Linked DNA regions of Mus musculus: region 2 is linked to region 1. A link is a loop called in an ENCODE intact Hi-C map of the cell type or tissue named here. Cell type or tissue: heart. All regions are shown on one strand. Each heading gives the region's core, and the rest is flanking DNA. Links, peaks and the distances in the headings are about the cores only. Region 1 holds the start of Bmp6 (bone morphogenetic protein 6). Region 2 overlaps Bmp6 (bone morphogenetic protein 6).

Region 1 (8,327 bases), core at 90-8,089:
TGGTTCAATTTAAACATAAAAATGTGACTTCATGTACACATACCAGTTAGCCAATGAAAAATTCAGAAATGGCTTAATGAGTCGACTGGATTCCACTGATAACTTCATTGTTTGGAATTCTATAGACAGTTTGGGTTCTAGGAGTACAAGGTCTGAGTGCGTGAGACAAGTGAGACTCAATAAATAACAGATTTGCTATTTGGGTTACAGTGTGGAAAAAAAAATCTCTGGAAACAGATTTATATATTAGTTTTTCGCTTTGCCACCAGATGTCCTCCGAGTTGGAAAATATGATGGTCCGAGTGACATTTTGAAGTGTGAATGCCCAACATTTTTGAACAGACAGTGATGGGATAGTGTGAGGGACTGTGCATGTGACCGCAGACTTTGGGATGAGACACATATTTTGAAGTTTGTCTTACAGGTGTAGCTTTCAGAAGCAATATTTATTTAACACTCTGATGTTCATCTCTCGCACTCAGCAAACATTTACTTAACATAGTTCCTTTTCATTAAACCCAAACTGGTATTTTTAAAATGTGAGTGAGTGAGTTATTATATTTTGGAATTGATGTCAAACTCCTCCAACCTTGTGCTAATTATAATGCTGAGAGTTTAGGATTTTATGAGTGGAGTGTCCCAAGGACTCGGGGAGGGCAGACCTCAGGCTTTTAAGAACTACAGCCACATATTAGAGGACTTCTATGTTGAATTTTGAAAGCAACAGCTTAAGGCTTTGGGCCAAGCAGTTGAATGGGTCTGACTGAATACAAAAATCAACGAGTGTACTTGTGGTTTTGTTTTTGCTTTGTTTCGGTTTGGGTTTTGTTGAGAGAAGATTTCTCTACGTAGTCCTGGCTGTCCTGGAACTTGATCTGTAGACCAGGCTGGCTTCGAACTACTGGAATTACAGATGTGTGTCGTTACTGCCGGGTTACTTGTAGTGTATTGTTAATGATGTGGTTTATGGGCAAGAACAGAGCACTTAGCATATCAAATGGATAAGCAGTATCATTTTGAAACAAGGATATTTGGCATGTTAAATTAACAAGCACCATCTTTTCAAATCAGAATTTATTAGGCCAAACACATTGTAAACATAGAGCTCTCCACAACTGGTAAGGAACCACTTTGAAAGTAGGCATTTTTAAGAATTTTCTGTGAGTTACTCTGTGTCCCCGTGAGAATTCCCACCCTGTCTCTAGTATCACCAAACGTGTGGAACAAATTTGTGCTTTATGGTGAGGCCATCTTCACTTCGTGAAGTGGGGCAAGGGTGGGACAGACAACCTATTTCCAGAGACTGAGGCCATCTGCATGAAATGTCAGCCAAGCAACCAGATGTTTGCTATGGGTTGGCTCACACATCTGGCTTCTTGACGAGATTTCTCCTCTGCCCCCGCCCCCAACCCCCAAATGCTTGAGAGATGCTCAGAGAAAAGTGAGGGAAACTTGTCTGGGTTTACAGAGGAAGGGGCAGTAATATTTTGGTGTCCTGCAGGGGGCGAAGTGGCCTCTGATTTTCTCCAAGTGTTCACAGGTTCCAGTGAACTCTGGAGGCAGACCTGCTCAAACAAGTTCCTTCAATGCCATTATTCTGTATCCACTTAGAATCACACGTGTGCTTTGTGCTAGTCCTCTGCTCTGACACCTCCGGGCCACGTGGAGTCTCTAATGGGATGTGGTCAGGAAAACAGGAGCGGGAGGGACATGGATGAAGGTTCTCTTTCCACCCCGAGTTTCACTTGACATACATAGAGAAGCTGTGGTCCCAGTCTGATGTCATTGAACTCTTAGGATTATACCTCTTTATTCATCCCTTTGAACTAGGTGGGCCCAAGTGCTTGGCTGCCTGCTTCCTGTAAATATGGCATGTCCAGGTTGAGAGTGCACCATAGACATGCAGAACACATCTCTTGTGACCTTTGGCTGAATGTCACTGACCTTATGACATCTTACCTCACATTTTTTGGGGGGGGGGGCTTCCTCAGACTCTCATACTCACCACCTGAAGACACCCCCCAAACACCCCCTTATTTTAGCACTATTCTTTGAGAACAGAATTCCTCTTGGTAGGGGTGGGGAGTCTGTGACAGGCCTGAGTTAGAGATGCTGTTAAGGACTGTGGTTGATAATACTTCACTACATGTCATTTTAGACTCACGCCACAAGGGGGGGGGAACCCTACAGAGGGGGCAGTAGTGTAGCCCTACATGTCTGTTCTTCACTAGGCTCATTTTCACAGAGTCATATACCCCAAATGAGTCACAAGCTCGCTTTTTAAAAAAAGATTTATTTATTTATTTATTATATGTAAATACACTGTAGCTGTCCTCAGACACTCCAGAAGAGGGAGTCAGATCTCGTTATGGATGGTTGTGAGCCACCATGTGGTTGCTGGGATTTGAACTCCTGACCTTCGGAAGAGCAGTCAGGTGCTCTTACCCAATGAGCCATCTCACCAGCCCACAAGCCCACTTTTGTGTTTTAAATGGCACTCCCTAATGGAGTACCTTTAGGGCTTAGTTTGTTTTTCTATTTTTACAGATTCCAGTGTTGTCTTCACTGCCCTTATAATTTGCGCTTCTTTTATTCCGCATGTGTCTTGTCAGACCTCTTACAAAGAAGATGTGGCTGAGTGTGTGCAAGGAGGAGGCCCCCAGCTTGAAGCTCATGAGTACTTGTTGTGACTTCAGATCTTCTGAGTGGAGTTCCTGGCCTCTCTAGCAGCACAGCAGTGACTTCATACTTGTACAGTGTCCTGGACAGAAGAAACGGTGCACGCTTTTGATGTCTCTAGCATCCTAGCAACAATTATCTAAAATGTTTCAGACCCCATAAACCAATACTGAAAGTGGGTGGCTTATTTTCTTTCCTAATCCTTCCATTCTTGTCAGGTGAAAGACTCACATGTTTAAAGGGCATTTGCTTCTACCATCTAGAGATGAGTGGCCATTTGAGCCATGAATTGACATGTTTATTGGTAGAAGGCAGTGTTGGGAGTGGTCCCAGTTTGTTCAAGGATAGAAGCAACCTGTGTTGAGGGCCCTGTTTATTATCCTGGCTATTTTCTATACTTTCCAGGCTTCTGCCCTGGCTGAAGGCCATCTTTACCACCGTCTTTACGTTTTACCTGGAACGGTGTGTCTAATAATTGCATTTCAGCTCATTAAGATGCAATTGCCAACGGCAACTGCATTGAGAGACTAGCAAGAGGATGGGGAAGGCTTTCCTCGTAACACTAGCAGATCGTAACCCCTTTCGTTTGGGTTGTAGTTTAAGAACTCAAATGCAGCCCAAACGAAGAAATAAATTGAAATATCCGACTGGAAACCTCCAGGACTCTGGTTTGGCTTGTCCTGCCCTCTTTGCAGCTAGTGTGTGAGCAGCTTCCTCGCAGGGTGTGTCTTAACTTACAGCAGCTGCCTTTGAGAGCCACGTGTCTGCTAAACGCCTACATTCCATCAATAAGAGAAACTGAGCAGAGAAGGAGAAAACTGTCATACTATTTTCTCCTTCGGTAACGGCATGGATTAAATAGCTGTGTTTGCTTTTATTTAGCAGAGGAAGAAGAAAGTTTAGATCGGGGTCGTGATCGGATCTGTCTTCCTAGCAATGACCTCTTTGCCTTTCTTACCCGCCCAAGCAACTCCTGATGCCTCCAAGAATTCTGTGTGCTAGAAACCTACGCTCGCTAGGCAGAGGCAAGGCCCTGGGAGAAGGGAGGGTGAAAGAAGGGGGTGGGCCTATGTAAATAGCCCGCAAGAGTCACCTCTCCATTGGCTGGTAGCCTGTCCGTTACCGAGTAGGGCAGGGCGTTCCTGGGCTTGAGTGCGGTACCTGAGCGAGACGCGCAGCAGAAAGCCCACGTTGGCGGCGGCCGGGAGCGCAGTGCGCAGAGGCGGGAGACTGCGAATCCCCGAGCCGACGCCGCAGCCTGCGTTCCGAGTTCCGCTCCTCGTCTCTCTCATCGCCTCGGAGAGCGGGATCCTCCGGGCACCCGAGAGACTGCCGAGAGGAAAGCTAGATCGTGGCCGCCTCCACTTGGGGAGGCGCGCGGAGATTCCGAGGGGGAGAGACGGTGCCCGAAGGCGGAGGGGCGCTGAGTTTCGGACCAGAGGGAAGTTAAAACCGCGCGGAGAAAATTGGCTTTTTAGGACGCAGGGACGCCACAGCCTGGGACCCACAGGGGAGTAAACTTCACGACTGTCCTACAAGCCAGGAGAGGCGTGCGAGGGGATGGTGCCCGGCATCGCCTCCACCTCTTGATCTGTCGTCTCCGGCCCCCCTCGGCCAGCCGCCTCTGAGGGTTCAGGGCAGCGCACGTGTGCAGACTGCGAGTGACCGTGCCGTGACCCGCCCGGGGACGCCGGCTGCAGCGCAGTCCTGCCTAGGACACACCTGGCTCACTCAGCCCGTGCGCCTCCAGAGACCTGCGGGAGAGTGGAGGATCCTGGCCGTCGCCCCGTCGTCTCTTCTCCACCCGGGCTTCTGGGGGCGCCGCGGATGACCATGAGAGATAAGGACTGAGTGCCAGGACCGGGAAGAGAGCCCGCCGAGAGGTGGCGGGGGCTGCCCACTCCGAGGGCCACAGCCTCCGCGCTCCGGCCTCGCTCCGCCGCTCGACGCCTCGCGGGCCCCGCGGGGGCAGCCGGGCTGGGCGGCGATGCCCGGGCTGGGGCGGAGGGCGCAGTGGCTGTGCTGGTGGTGGGGGTTGCTGTGCAGCTGCGGCCCCCCGCCACTGCGGCCCCCTCTGCCGGTAGCCGCGGCCGCCGCCGGGGGGCAGCTGCTGGGAGCCGGCGGGAGCCCGGTGCGCGCTGAGCAGCCACCGCCACAGTCCTCTTCTTCGGGCTTCCTCTATCGGCGGCTCAAGACCCACGAGAAGCGGGAGATGCAAAAGGAGATCCTGTCGGTGCTGGGGCTCCCGCACAGGCCGCGGCCCCTGCACGGTCTCCAGCAGCCTCAGCCCCCGGTGCTCCCGCCACAGCAGCAGCAGCAGCAGCAGCAGCAGCAGACGGCCCGCGAGGAGCCCCCTCCAGGGCGGCTGAAGTCCGCTCCACTCTTCATGCTGGATCTCTACAACGCCCTGTCCAATGACGACGAAGAGGATGGGGCATCGGAGGGTGTGGGGCAAGAGCCTGGGTCCCACGGAGGGGCCAGCTCGTCCCAGCTCAGGCAGCCGTCTCCCGGCGCTGCACACTCCTTGAACCGCAAGAGTCTCCTGGCCCCGGGACCCGGTGGCGGTGCGTCCCCACTGACTAGCGCGCAGGACAGCGCTTTCCTCAACGACGCGGACATGGTCATGAGCTTTGTGAACCTGGGTAAGGATTTTGGGGGTAGCATCGCGCGGAGGGTAGATCCCTCCTTTGCAGTCTCCTGGGCTCAGGTGGTGGGAAGAGGTGGAGGAGCGCGCGCGTGCGCGCGCGGCGGGGATGTGGGACAGCTGGTGCTCCGGACACCTGCGCGGCCGAGTGCTCGCCTGCGCTCCGCTGCAATGGGAGGAGCTGGAACACGCAGAGGTGCCCGCAGAGGTTGTCTTTTTCGGGGAACATGGGGCACTTTTCCCTGTATTCTTATTTCTGACGAGCTCGGGCCACTTCAACGCAAATGAGTTTGGCCAAGGTTCCTAAGAATAAGGTCCTCTGCACTCTTTCCCCTCTGAACTGTCCTCCATTGCCCCCTGGACGTTCGGAGTGCCGCTTTACCCATAGTGACCGTCAGGGAATCCCCCAGCAGTTGAGAACTCCGAGAACCTGATCTGAATGCTTTAGAGAGATTCACAGGTGTTGAGGAAGGAGGGCTTCGGTGGCTGAGGAAGGTCCCACCAGGACCTTGGAAGGTGTGCCAATCCCCGCCAGGCGGGGCTTGCGTCAGTATGGGGCGAGATTCCAGCGCAATTGGGGTAATCCACCCAGTGCCTGCGCTCTCATGCCCTTGGCCATTGTCCCAAAAGGTTGACCCTTCAATCAATGCTGTCCAAGCTCCTGGGGGCAGAGAAAGGGTGCGGGGGTAGGGGCCAGGGTTGGCCGCTGAGCTCTACTGAACTCCGTTGCCAGGCAACAGAATGGAAAGTCGAGGGCGGCTAAATTGGGCTCTGCCACTAATGTTCTGTGGCAAACCCAGACAGAGTCACGTCCCCCCCTCCCCGAAGTTTTCTCTCATCTGTAAACAGAAAAGGGAGGTGGGGTAAGAAAGACTGCGGAGTCAGTGCTTCTGAACCTTGCTAGTTTTTATTCATAAACTTAGTATAGAGCAAGGATGTAGGAGGCACGTCCCTAGTGGGTAGACCTGGGGAAGTAGACACACCCAGAGTGGCTGCAGCCGCCCCTGGGTTTCTGTGAGGCTTTTTCTCCCTGGGGGAGACCCATGCCTGTGCCCAGGTCTCAGAAAGGGTTAGCATGAGCTTGCCAAAAGGCCTATCAGAGCCGTCCATCTTCTTCAAGCCAGGAGTGATGACCCAGTGTTAAGTATCTAATTTAGTTCTTTGCGAGTGTATCTAGGATCCTTAGTTCCGCCTAGGTGGAGTCCAGTGAGAGAGAGAGAAAAAAACGAAATAAGAGTAGCAAGCTAATGGAGCAGGCAAGTGTGGAGGCAGAATGACCAGTATCCAGGCAGTGCTGAAACCCTCCTGGGAAATTCATGAAACTCGAGTCTCACAGTGAGTGGAGGCTCAGGGCCTGCCAACCGGGCTACTTGCACCACCAGGGGATCTGATTGGACAAGAATTCTCACAGTGTATTGGAATCAAGGCTGAGCTACCTCCAGGAAGCATTCTAAGGAAATTGTCTCTCATGTCACTCAGTGAAACTTGCTGATGATGGGGTGGTCAGGGCTTCCGAGGACCATGATTGTTCTTATTGTAGCATGGGCTGATTCTTTTCATTTCCTAGGCCTCAGCCCTGGCTGACCTTCGTGTCACTTTGGGCCTAAAAAGTTCTTGGGTGCTGGGACTGGCCCTCTTCAAACCCAGAGATTGGCAGAATCCTGTGGGTGAGCTCAGACAGATTTTAATTTTTTAAAAGTTCCTTAGATTTTTTTTTTAAGTGTGCTACCATGGTGAAGATGTCTGAAGAAAGCATCATTCATCGTCTCTGGAAGAAAAAACAAACAAACAACAAAAACAAAACAAAACAAAGAAAACCAAATCAACCCCGAAGACTTCCGAATGCTGTGGCACATTAGAATAATATGTGGGCTTTTAGGAATCCCCGGTGGCAACTCCATTTCAGTCCAGTCAGCACGTGGCGGTTTGGGCAGAGTTCAGAAACACTATTTTTTTTAAAGTGCTGTCCCAGTGATTCTACAGTGCAGAAACCATTATTTTTGATTGTAATTGAAATGTAAAGATCTGGTTTGAGGCAGGTGTGTGTGTGTGTGTGTGTGTGTGTGTGTGTGTGTGTGTGTGGTGACTTTCAGATTCCTCTCTTTCTTTGCTTTTCTGACCTTCTGTGGTGTACAAGTGCACACAGCTTCTGAGTCACACTGTTTGAAGCTGGTTGCCAACTCATTTTGTTATGGCTATGTAGTTTAGCATCATATCTCCCTAGGTATGTTTTTAACTCCCCTCCCCCCACTTTCCTTCCCTCCTTCTCTCCCTTCCTTCCCCCTCTTTTCCTCTACCCCTTCTCTTTCCCTCCCTCTCTCCCTGCCTCCTCCCTCCCTCTCTCCCTCCACCCTCCTTCTTTCCCTCCCTCCAACCTCCATCCATCCATCCTCCCTCCCCTTCCCTTTCTCCCTCCCTCCCTCCCTCTCCCTTTCCTCCCTCCCTCCCTCCTCCTTCCCTTTCCTTCCTCCCTCCCTCCCTCCCCCTTCCCTTTCCTTCCTCCCTCCTTCCCTTTCTCCCTTCCTCCCTCCCTCCCTCCATCACTCTTTCCCCCTCCTTCTCCTTTCCTTTCCTTCTCTCTATCCCTTCTTTCCTTTTTGGGACAGGCCTATGCTATGTAACCCAAGATACTTCAGAGCTGGAAACCTTCCCGCCCAAAATTCCAGAGTACTGGAATTACAGGCACACGAGGTCATATCTGACTTCTATTTTTCATAAGCGAATTTTAAAGACTGAAGGTTCCAAGGGAGCGTACCAGTAGGACAAGTGGATTCCTAGACAGGCTGACATGAAACTGAATGTTGCCACCCTGTGCCCCAAACCCTTTCTACCTCATCTTGCAGCTTCCTGCAGTTACCCTTAATGTAGGTCCAGTTCTAGACTCCACGTGGAAGAAAGGAGAAAACCTCTTCTAGGTAGAGGGCGTTCAAGCAGCAAGCATTACCACCTGCCCGAAAGCAGCGGTGTTCATCTTAATCCATGTAGCAGTGGGGAAGACAGACTT
Region 2 (8,327 bases), core at 114-8,113, 64 kb after region 1:
TATATACGGGTACTTTGGTTGTGGGACCCAAAGCTAAACACAAAATCAATCTGTTTATACACATTGCCCAAAGGTCATGTCATAAAAATGTGTGTGTATGATGTATGTATATGTGTGTGTGTGTGTGTGTGTGTGTGTGTGTAGACCAGAGATCAATACTAGTTATCCTCTTCAGTCCCTCTACACTGTGTTTTTGAATCACGGTCTCTCGGGGATCGGGTATCATTGATTCGGCTATGCTGGCTGGCCACCGAGCTCCAGTGACTCGTCTGTCTGCACCTGTCCTCCAGCACTCTTGGATTCTGGCTTTTATGTCAATGCTGAGAATCTGAGCTCAGGCTCTCATGCTTTTAAGGTAGTACTTCACTGACTGAGCCATCTCTCAGCCCTGTGTTATATAACATTATTCAAAAAATGTTAATGAAACAAAGCATGAGTATATACATATACATAGTTTGACTGTGAGCTATCATGTGAGGGCAGAGCTTTTTCCCTTGTCATGACTTAAGTTCTTGATGACGGAGCAGCAGAAATGTTTGAACCAAGGATGTAGCACCTGTATGAGAACCTCAGAAGTATGAGAACTTGAGTTGATTATTGAACTTGACATCCTGGAGGCTGTCGGGTGGTTTGGGGGAGCCAGTGGTGGAGAAAACTGGGCAAGTTAGAATGGGGTAGTGTCCTGTCTAGTTTTATGTCAACTTGACACAAGTTAGAGTCATCGGAGAGGAGGGAGCATCAATTGAGAAAATGCTTCCATTTGGGCTGAGGGCAAGTCTGTAGGGCCTTTTTAAAATTACTGATTTGTGAGGAAGAACCCAGCCCGTTATGAGTGGGACAGACCCTAGGTTGGTAGTCTTGGGTTCTGTAAGAAAACAGGCTGAGCAAGTCATGTGGAGAAAGCCAGTAAGCAGCACTCCTCCATGGCCTCTGCATCAGCTCCTGCCTTTAGGTCCCTGCCATTTTGAGTCCCTGTCCTGACTTCCTTCAGAGATGAAAGCAATGGTGGAAGCATAGACCAGATAAAGATTTTCCTTCTCAAGTTGCCTTGGTCATGGTGTTTCATCATAACACTAGTGACCCGAAGGTACGTAGGGTAGGATTTAGGAGGAATAGAGGATACAGAGGCTCAGAAAGAAGGCAGCTGGCGTGAGCTCTGACTGGGGAGGGAGGAAAGGGCTAAGCACACAGGGGGTAGAGTTCTGTCAGAGAGACCTAAGCATGGTGAAATGGTCCTTGAGAAGGCTCCAGCCAGCATGGCTGACTCTGCAGGAGAAACAAGACGGCTGAGAGTAAGGTGAAGAACTTGCCCTTGTGACAGGGTAATGTGCGCCGCCAGTGGGTTTCCTCGTTTTCTGTGCAATGGAGCTCTCCCCTAGGTCTTACCTTTCCAGTCTGAAAAGCCTTCACATTGTATTAGATACCTCTTTTCCAGTTGTTTTCTTTTCATAGAAAACAGTGTCTTTCTCCCAACATTCTCACATAGTTAAATTTAGTATTTTTATTGTATAGCGGATGTGATTCTTCAGTTACTTGGATAAATTGTCATACTCGGGTGTTACACAGGCATGCGGTATGACTTATCTATTGATAGTCCGCTTACTCCGTGTCTCACATCAGACATCACAATAGGCCCTTCTTCCCCAGCCCCTAAGTTGTTGTTGACATTTTGAAAAATAAAGTGTCGAATGTATCTTCTTGGGTCTCCTCTGCTTAAAACCTAAATCCTCTTTCTTTCTTCCTCAAGTGTTGGTTTCTGTCAATAAACCTGCTGTCTCTAGAGCTTGGTGGATGCATGTCTCTTCATGTCACCTGAAGGTGACCTGTTCCTCTTGTTATTGCCTGTGTTGTTAGAAAATGAGGTTTTTCTTTGCTGGAGTAAAGTTCTCAAACTTAAGCATTTTTTTTTCCAGAGTGTCTCTTACCAAAACAAAACAAAACAAAACAAAATGCATCATGCCATTCAGTTTGTCTTATAAAACCTTTTAGACTTTAAATGGCTATGCTTGATGTTAGCGTAGGAGATCTAACATGCAAGTTAAAACGATGCATAAGTTGCTCTTGGTCCACACTGGAAGTCATTCCACTCCTCAGTTGGATGCTAACCCAGAGTTTTAGGAAGTGGGGGGCTGGTTGTCCCAGAACAGCTTGGCTACTTCCTGTTTTGGGGTGGAGGGTTAGTCGCATGATTGCTTTCTTTTTCCCGGGACTCCAAAGTGTTCTGTGGAGATCACATGCTAAAATGCACTCTTTACTCCAGGATGAGAGAGCCCTAGTACCCTCCCTACTTAGTATAACACATATGGAATATCCCTTATCCAAATGCTTGGGACCAGATGTACTTCAACTTTTGGAGTTTTTCCAATTCTGGAGTATTTATACAGACATAATGAGCTATCTTGGGGATGAGACTGAAGTCTAAACACAAAATTCAATTATGCTTTGTGTACACCTAATATACATAGCCCAGTAGTATTTTAAATAGTTCTGTGCGTGAGACAAAGTTTCACAGTATGGAATTTTCTACTTGTGGTATCATGTCAACACTCCCAGCTTTGGATCTGTCAGCGGTTCAGACTAGGAATGCTCAACTGTGCTTACAAACCAAGAACTGTTGTCATGGTGATGAGAAATGTAGGTCACTCCTGGAGAAAACTGATCCCCACCCCCATGCCAAACACCTGTCTAGGTAGCTTGAGGGGTCACTTGAGGTTTACGGGTGGGCGCACTGCTGTGCCAGCTAGGTTTTTTTTTTTTCCTCCCCTTGAGTGATCCTTTCTCAAAAACTATGACATAGTGACAGGCACTTGTGGTTTTCCCATTGGTGCTGCTGGAAGAAGCGAGGGTACAGCATCTACTTCAGAAGTGATGGCGGCAACGCAGGCACGTTGCTGAAGTGCCTGAACTTCCTTCATTCACGGATTGTGATGGCTCATTTCCTGATTTCTCCTCTCCTCTACCATAACTGGCATCTTTGCTATTTGCCATCATGGTGAATGAGAAAAGAAGTGCTGGGTGTGTGGGATTCGAATTGCCAGGCACTGACTAAAATCAGTTGTCTTACCATACAACACTTGCCTTTTATTCTGCTTGGGGTGGACTGGGGAGAAGGCCATGCTGACTTTACGTGTAACGTTTTCTTTTGCTTTCAACTCCAGTTCCCTCTTAAGTGATTGAGGCCAGGGGCAGGATGATTTTCCTTAGCTGTCTTCCTGTGACCTACTGTGTCTGCTGCTGGCAGCACTGGGAGGAGAACTTTAGCTTTCAGTTATGTCTTTTGCCTTTCCAAAAAAAAAAGTCTCCTTGTGGAGGGGGAGGAGATGGCTGGGGGTGGGGGGAAAAAACCACTTGTACATAAAACAGCTGTTAAGCAAATCTCCACACACAGAGATCAAGAGAATGTGAAGAAATATGTTCTTGAGGACCCTTTTAGCAACTTGGAACCTCCTTGGAGAATAAGTAACAGCCACGCTACAAGTTTTTAGTAACTTAGTTACTGAGAAATACATTGAGCTAACTTAGATCCTCAAACCTTGATTGAAAAAAACGAACAACAAACAACTTTGATTTCTATTGTAATAATGCACAAGATGCTAAAGCAACTTGAAGAATGTGTGTTTGCTCTTTGATTAACTGTTTCCCCCCTCTCCCCCACAAAGAGTGTCAAAAAATTCTCAAGGCAGAAGTCTGGATTCCAGCAGATGGATTTGGTCTCCAGACTACATGTACCATGAGAAAGGAGCTCTAGCTTATTCTCCCTCTTCCTCTCTGTGGCCAGCTGTCGTGGGGACACTGCTCAATGGCATTCTGGAAATCTCTGTGTTGTCCCCCAGAGAGCATTGCGAGACTCACCTCTCCTGTACGCTGTTAGGAACACCTGGGACAGTATATTGCCTGAGGTAGCTTGTGTAGGCTGGGGTCTCGTCTCTGAAGTATGATGCCCCTATAAATCTTCATGGTCACACTCAGAGAATTCTTGTTGTGTGCTACAGATGGTTTATAGTTTATTTCCAAACAGCTGTTTTTCCCTTCTTTAGTCTGTTTTTCTTTTATTTATTTCTTTTTCCTTTTTTTTTTCTTTTTTGCCCCCAATAAAATCCTTCCGGAAACCATTCAGCTCGCATCCTTGGCGAAGTGCTTTGCAGAAGCCTTCAGGTTCCCTGTCACGGTTACACTCTTGCCAGCACCTGTTGCTAGGGCCACTCGATTTAGCAGGTTGCTGTTTGGAAAGCTAGACATTCAGTGGATGTGTGTCAAAACTGCAGCCTCAACTGCCCTAGAACAGAGCAGCCCCCAGCGATGAGTAGCCCCTTCCTGCTGTTTCATGAGAGTGTAGAAAGTGGAGATTACAGGGTGCTGCACTCATGATTGACAGCCAGCTCATCAGAGCATCATGTAGGAAAGCCCCCTTTGTAGATTTTTGGTCCTGAGTTTGAAGGAAGTAGTTTCTTAAAGGTACCCTGCTTTGGCATTCCCTTTAGTCTTTGCCAACAACTAGCTGTCCCTGACCTTTAAGAGATATGGACAGGAGGAGGAATTGAGACCCACAGATAATCCTTAAATCTTGTTAATGGTTTTCACATCCTTAGCTACGATCATTTTCCCCAGAGCTGCCCCCATGGTGCTAAATGGCTAGTTTAAATGCAGTCTCTACTTGTCCTCCCCCCCCCCCCCCCCCCCGCTAATCCTCTGCTCAAGGGTCAGGGGTGGTGAGAGGCAATAAAAAAAGAAGTCCAACCAGGGAGGGAGAGATGCACCGAGGCAGCCTGTCAACTCTTAGAAAGGGAGGGAAATGTATCTGCATGTCTCCTTCGCCAGTTGTATGAGTACAGGCTCACCATCTGTGCCGCAAACATTGACACGGGGGTCGGCGGTGGGGTGGGGAAGCACCACAGTGAGTCAGCGGCCCCGGGATGGAGTTACACCTCTCAAGCCGCTATCAAGTATTTAGGGATGAAGTGCACAAAGCCCTGAGAGTGAGAACAATCCGTAAAGGCGGGTTTGGCCAGCTCTCAAAAATCTTAGACAGTTGCAACACAGTCCTTGGCTCCGATGCTGGATTTTTCCCATTCATGCACATATTTTGACAGATGAATTGTTGCAGACTGTGAAAAAGCTCTGCAAGGAATCCATTCTGTCCCTCTCTCTGAGCAGGGCTCCATCTGCTCGTAGCCTTCCGGCGAGCAAACCCAGGTGCCCTGCCTTCTGAGTCATGTGCCCCTTGGCTCCTGGTCAGCCTTAGCTGCTCTCTCTAGAGAGGTCTAGGTCACACTGGGGGGCCGATCTGTGTATGTGTTAGGCTGGAATGAGCCTCGATTTGCTAAGCCCTGGACACTGGTATAAGTCTTCTGGAATTTGTATTTCTTAATTCCTATGGAATGCTTATTACTTTCATTATAGCAGTAAGATTTTTTTTTTTTGAAAAACAAAACAAAACAAAACAAAACAAAACAAGACTCAGAAGCCCACAATCACTTGCCCTTGACATTTTCCTTCCAAAGCCGATAAGTAAGGTCTCATTTATATCTGGCAAGGCTGAGACACCTTCTGGATTTCTGGCTGGTAGATTCTGTTAGTGTTTCTTTTTGTTTGTCTTTGAAATAGAAGCCCACCACGTGAGTCTCGGCTGGCCTTAAGTCCCACTCCTCCTGACCCAGCCTTACAATACAAGGAATACAGATGTGTACCACTGCACTCTGCTTTTAGATAAAAACAGAAAAAAAGCAGGGATGTTTTTCCCTGTGTGGTGGTGTATGCCTATGTCTATCTGGGTACTAGAGAGGCTGAGGCAGGAGGATTTTGAGTACCAGATTAGCCAAGGCAATGCAATGAGACTCCATCTCAAAAAAAAGTAGTTAAAATCAAGCCTTTTTTTTTTTTTTTTTTTTTTTTTTGATGAAGTGGGCCCAGCCTGACATAGTTTTAAATATATAGCTTTAGATCACATGCAATAAATGGGTATGACTGGTGTTTAATTTCAAGGATGGTCCAGCCTCCTAGTATGGGCAGTCTTTGCATAACTCTGGAATTTATTTCTTGAATGACTGGAGTAAAATGAAGGCTTAATCATGTAAGTTTCATCCCTCTGGTATTCTTGTGTGACAGCTTGGTAGAAGCTAACAATAGACCTCAAATTAGGGCCATAGGTCAACCAAAAACCAATCACCTGAGGTAGTCTATTTGGATTAGCTCCCCTTCACCATAATGAACACTCAAGATAAAACAAAATATAAAGATATGCACGTTGGCTCAAAGGTTTGGATGTTTTAGTCCTTGGTTAATCAGCTCTATTATGCTGGGTCTGTGGCATCACCATCCATTGGGATGGGGACCTGGGGAACAAAACCATTCACTTCATAGCTCAGACATGTAAGTGAGGATGGGGACAGAGATGGAGTCCCTTAATTCTCTTTGAGGGCACATGCCACTGACTTGAAGACTTCCTACTAGTCCCTTCCTTTTAAAGAATTCACCTACCAGTGCTGCCATGGAGACCTCGAAGGTCTTTGAGTGACATTTAAGATACATGGATCATAGATCAGCTTCCAGAGATGGACTTTAGATAGATAGTAAGTAACAGCCATGTCAAAGGTGGAACGTGTGTGTTTGTGTGTGTGTGTGTGTGTGTGTGTGTGTATGTGTGATTGTGTATTCATACAAAACTGAGAAAACATTAGCTACTCCCAGTGTGTTCATTGAACAACCATAAACTCTTTAATGTTTTTAAACCATCAAGTAAAGATAAAAAAAAAACACACACACACAAAAACTTGAATAGTTTCTAAGTTGCATGTGACATCCCAAGAGTCCTGACACTGTGTTTATGTTTGAGTATACTCAAACATTCAGCAACACATTAAAGTTTGGAAGTTTTCACCTTCCTACTCGGGAAAATATCCATTGCAAATTATGGGGGCAGGGGCAGTCAGGAATGGTTCTTTGTTTTCTAATTTAAATAAACATTAACATAGATGATCAACCTTGTTGACATATGTCCAACCATATTAACATATATTCCAACCTTATTGGCATATATCCCAACCAACAACACATATAAAATTCTGTATTGAATTCTACCATGTGTATGTGGCAAGGGAGAGACAGTGAGACCTTGTGGTATTGGTTCCCAGCCAATCCTTGCCATGGCTTAGCCTCACCTCTGTTTGTCTTCAGATGACATGTATGTCCTTTGGAATGTGTTCTTAGTGACTTCTTGTATTTAGCACTCATAGCTCTCCCCCGTGGATGTGTGGTATATGTCTGATGATTAGTGGTATATGTTTATAGCATCCAGCTTGATTTGACGTATTTAGAACGAAATGTTACCTGAAATATTTACCATAGTCGGCCATCACTTGTGCTTTATCTAGTCAAGTAATGTACCCACCATGTGAGCTTCATCTTTTTGGGTGAGATGAGTTAGATTACAGTCTACCTGCTTAGCAGATTTCAAGTGTGTGGTCCATGTTATTAACCGTTTTCACCATTGTACGTTAGGTCTGAAGGCTTGAACCATGGAAGCTTTCTAGAGCTGAGACTTGTCCATCCTGTTCTGCATCTCCCTGTCTGTCCTGTAATCTAACACGGTTGATAGAGAATATCTCTACAGCACTTGTTACACAGAAAGACAATGGGAAATTTCCAATAATAGGTGTTTTGGACTTCACAGCTGGCTTGTGGAAGAGGTTTGTTCTGATCCACCTTGGGGAGAGAATGTGAGGTGAAAGACACAAGGACAGAACTTCAAAGTCTCTGCGCCTGACCTTTTCTTAGGGATGTCATTATTTGAGCCCCAAGCCAGGACCCTGAACTTCTGGGAACTTAAGTCAACCCTCATAAACCACCCACACTCATGTCTGCTCTTGAACGACATTGAACCACCCCCCTTGTGAATCCCAACTGGGAGATGACTCTCATTGGGCATGTGGAGAGAAAACTTCTTAAAGTGTTGTGAAAGATAAACAACTGTCTTATTTGACTACTTATAAAAGACCAGGTACAGATGGGAAGACAGTGGAGGGAAAAATGAGCTCCATGAGACCGTGATTCACATGGCTCTGTGATTGAAACTGTATGGCTGGTGTTGAGAGACAAGCAGGCGGACAGGATGGCAGATGCCCGAGTCTCCTAGGAATGGGCCACTCATACCTAAGCAGCCAGTTCCAAAATGTTCTGACCAAAATACATGGGTCCAGTCTTCATTGTCTATCTTGTGGGAGATGACGTTCCCCAAATAGCCTTTTACAAATGACCCCCCTATCTTTTAAAGGTAAAGAAGGTTCTTTGGGGCTCTTTGAGCTTGAACAACCCCCAAGTCCATGGAGCAT

What was found. Hi-C counts contacts between places; a loop is a spot of excess contacts. Peaks named below come from ENCODE experiments on the same cell type or tissue, not always from the same donor. Only the 100,000 strongest peaks of a DNase experiment are listed, where the experiment ranks them.
Region 2: a loop joins it to region 1, with 2.6 times the contacts of the local background. A loop is called at or near these places in 8 of 42 quality-filtered maps.

What each region holds. Positions count from the first base shown.
Region 1 is chr13:38,341,267-38,349,593 of GRCm38, forward strand. It overlaps Bmp6 (bone morphogenetic protein 6), which reads left to right and starts at 4,450. Exons shown (of 7, transcript NM_007556.3): 1 at 4,450-5,321. The coding sequence starts at 4,667. Gm47990 (a long non-coding RNA gene) reads left to right here. Exons shown (of 2, transcript XR_003950672.1): 2 at 2,613-2,857. In heart, for the core only: CTCF peaks have their summits at 1,491 (motif pointing right), 2,250, 4,784 and 6,708; DNase peaks (open chromatin) are centred at 1,485, 3,795, 5,965, 6,685 and 2 weaker places; H3K4me3 peaks cover 3,139 bases; H3K27ac peaks cover 2,186 bases; H3K27me3 peaks cover 3,900 bases.
Region 2 is chr13:38,405,559-38,413,885 of GRCm38, forward strand. All of the region lies in intron 1 of Bmp6 (bone morphogenetic protein 6), which reads left to right. Among named protein-coding and RNA genes, the nearest start is that of 4930579J19Rik, 52 kb to the right of the region's middle. In heart, for the core only: no CTCF peak of the experiment used is centred there; DNase peaks (open chromatin) are centred at 2,173, 3,193 and 5,063; H3K4me3 peaks cover 456 bases; H3K27ac peaks cover 301 bases.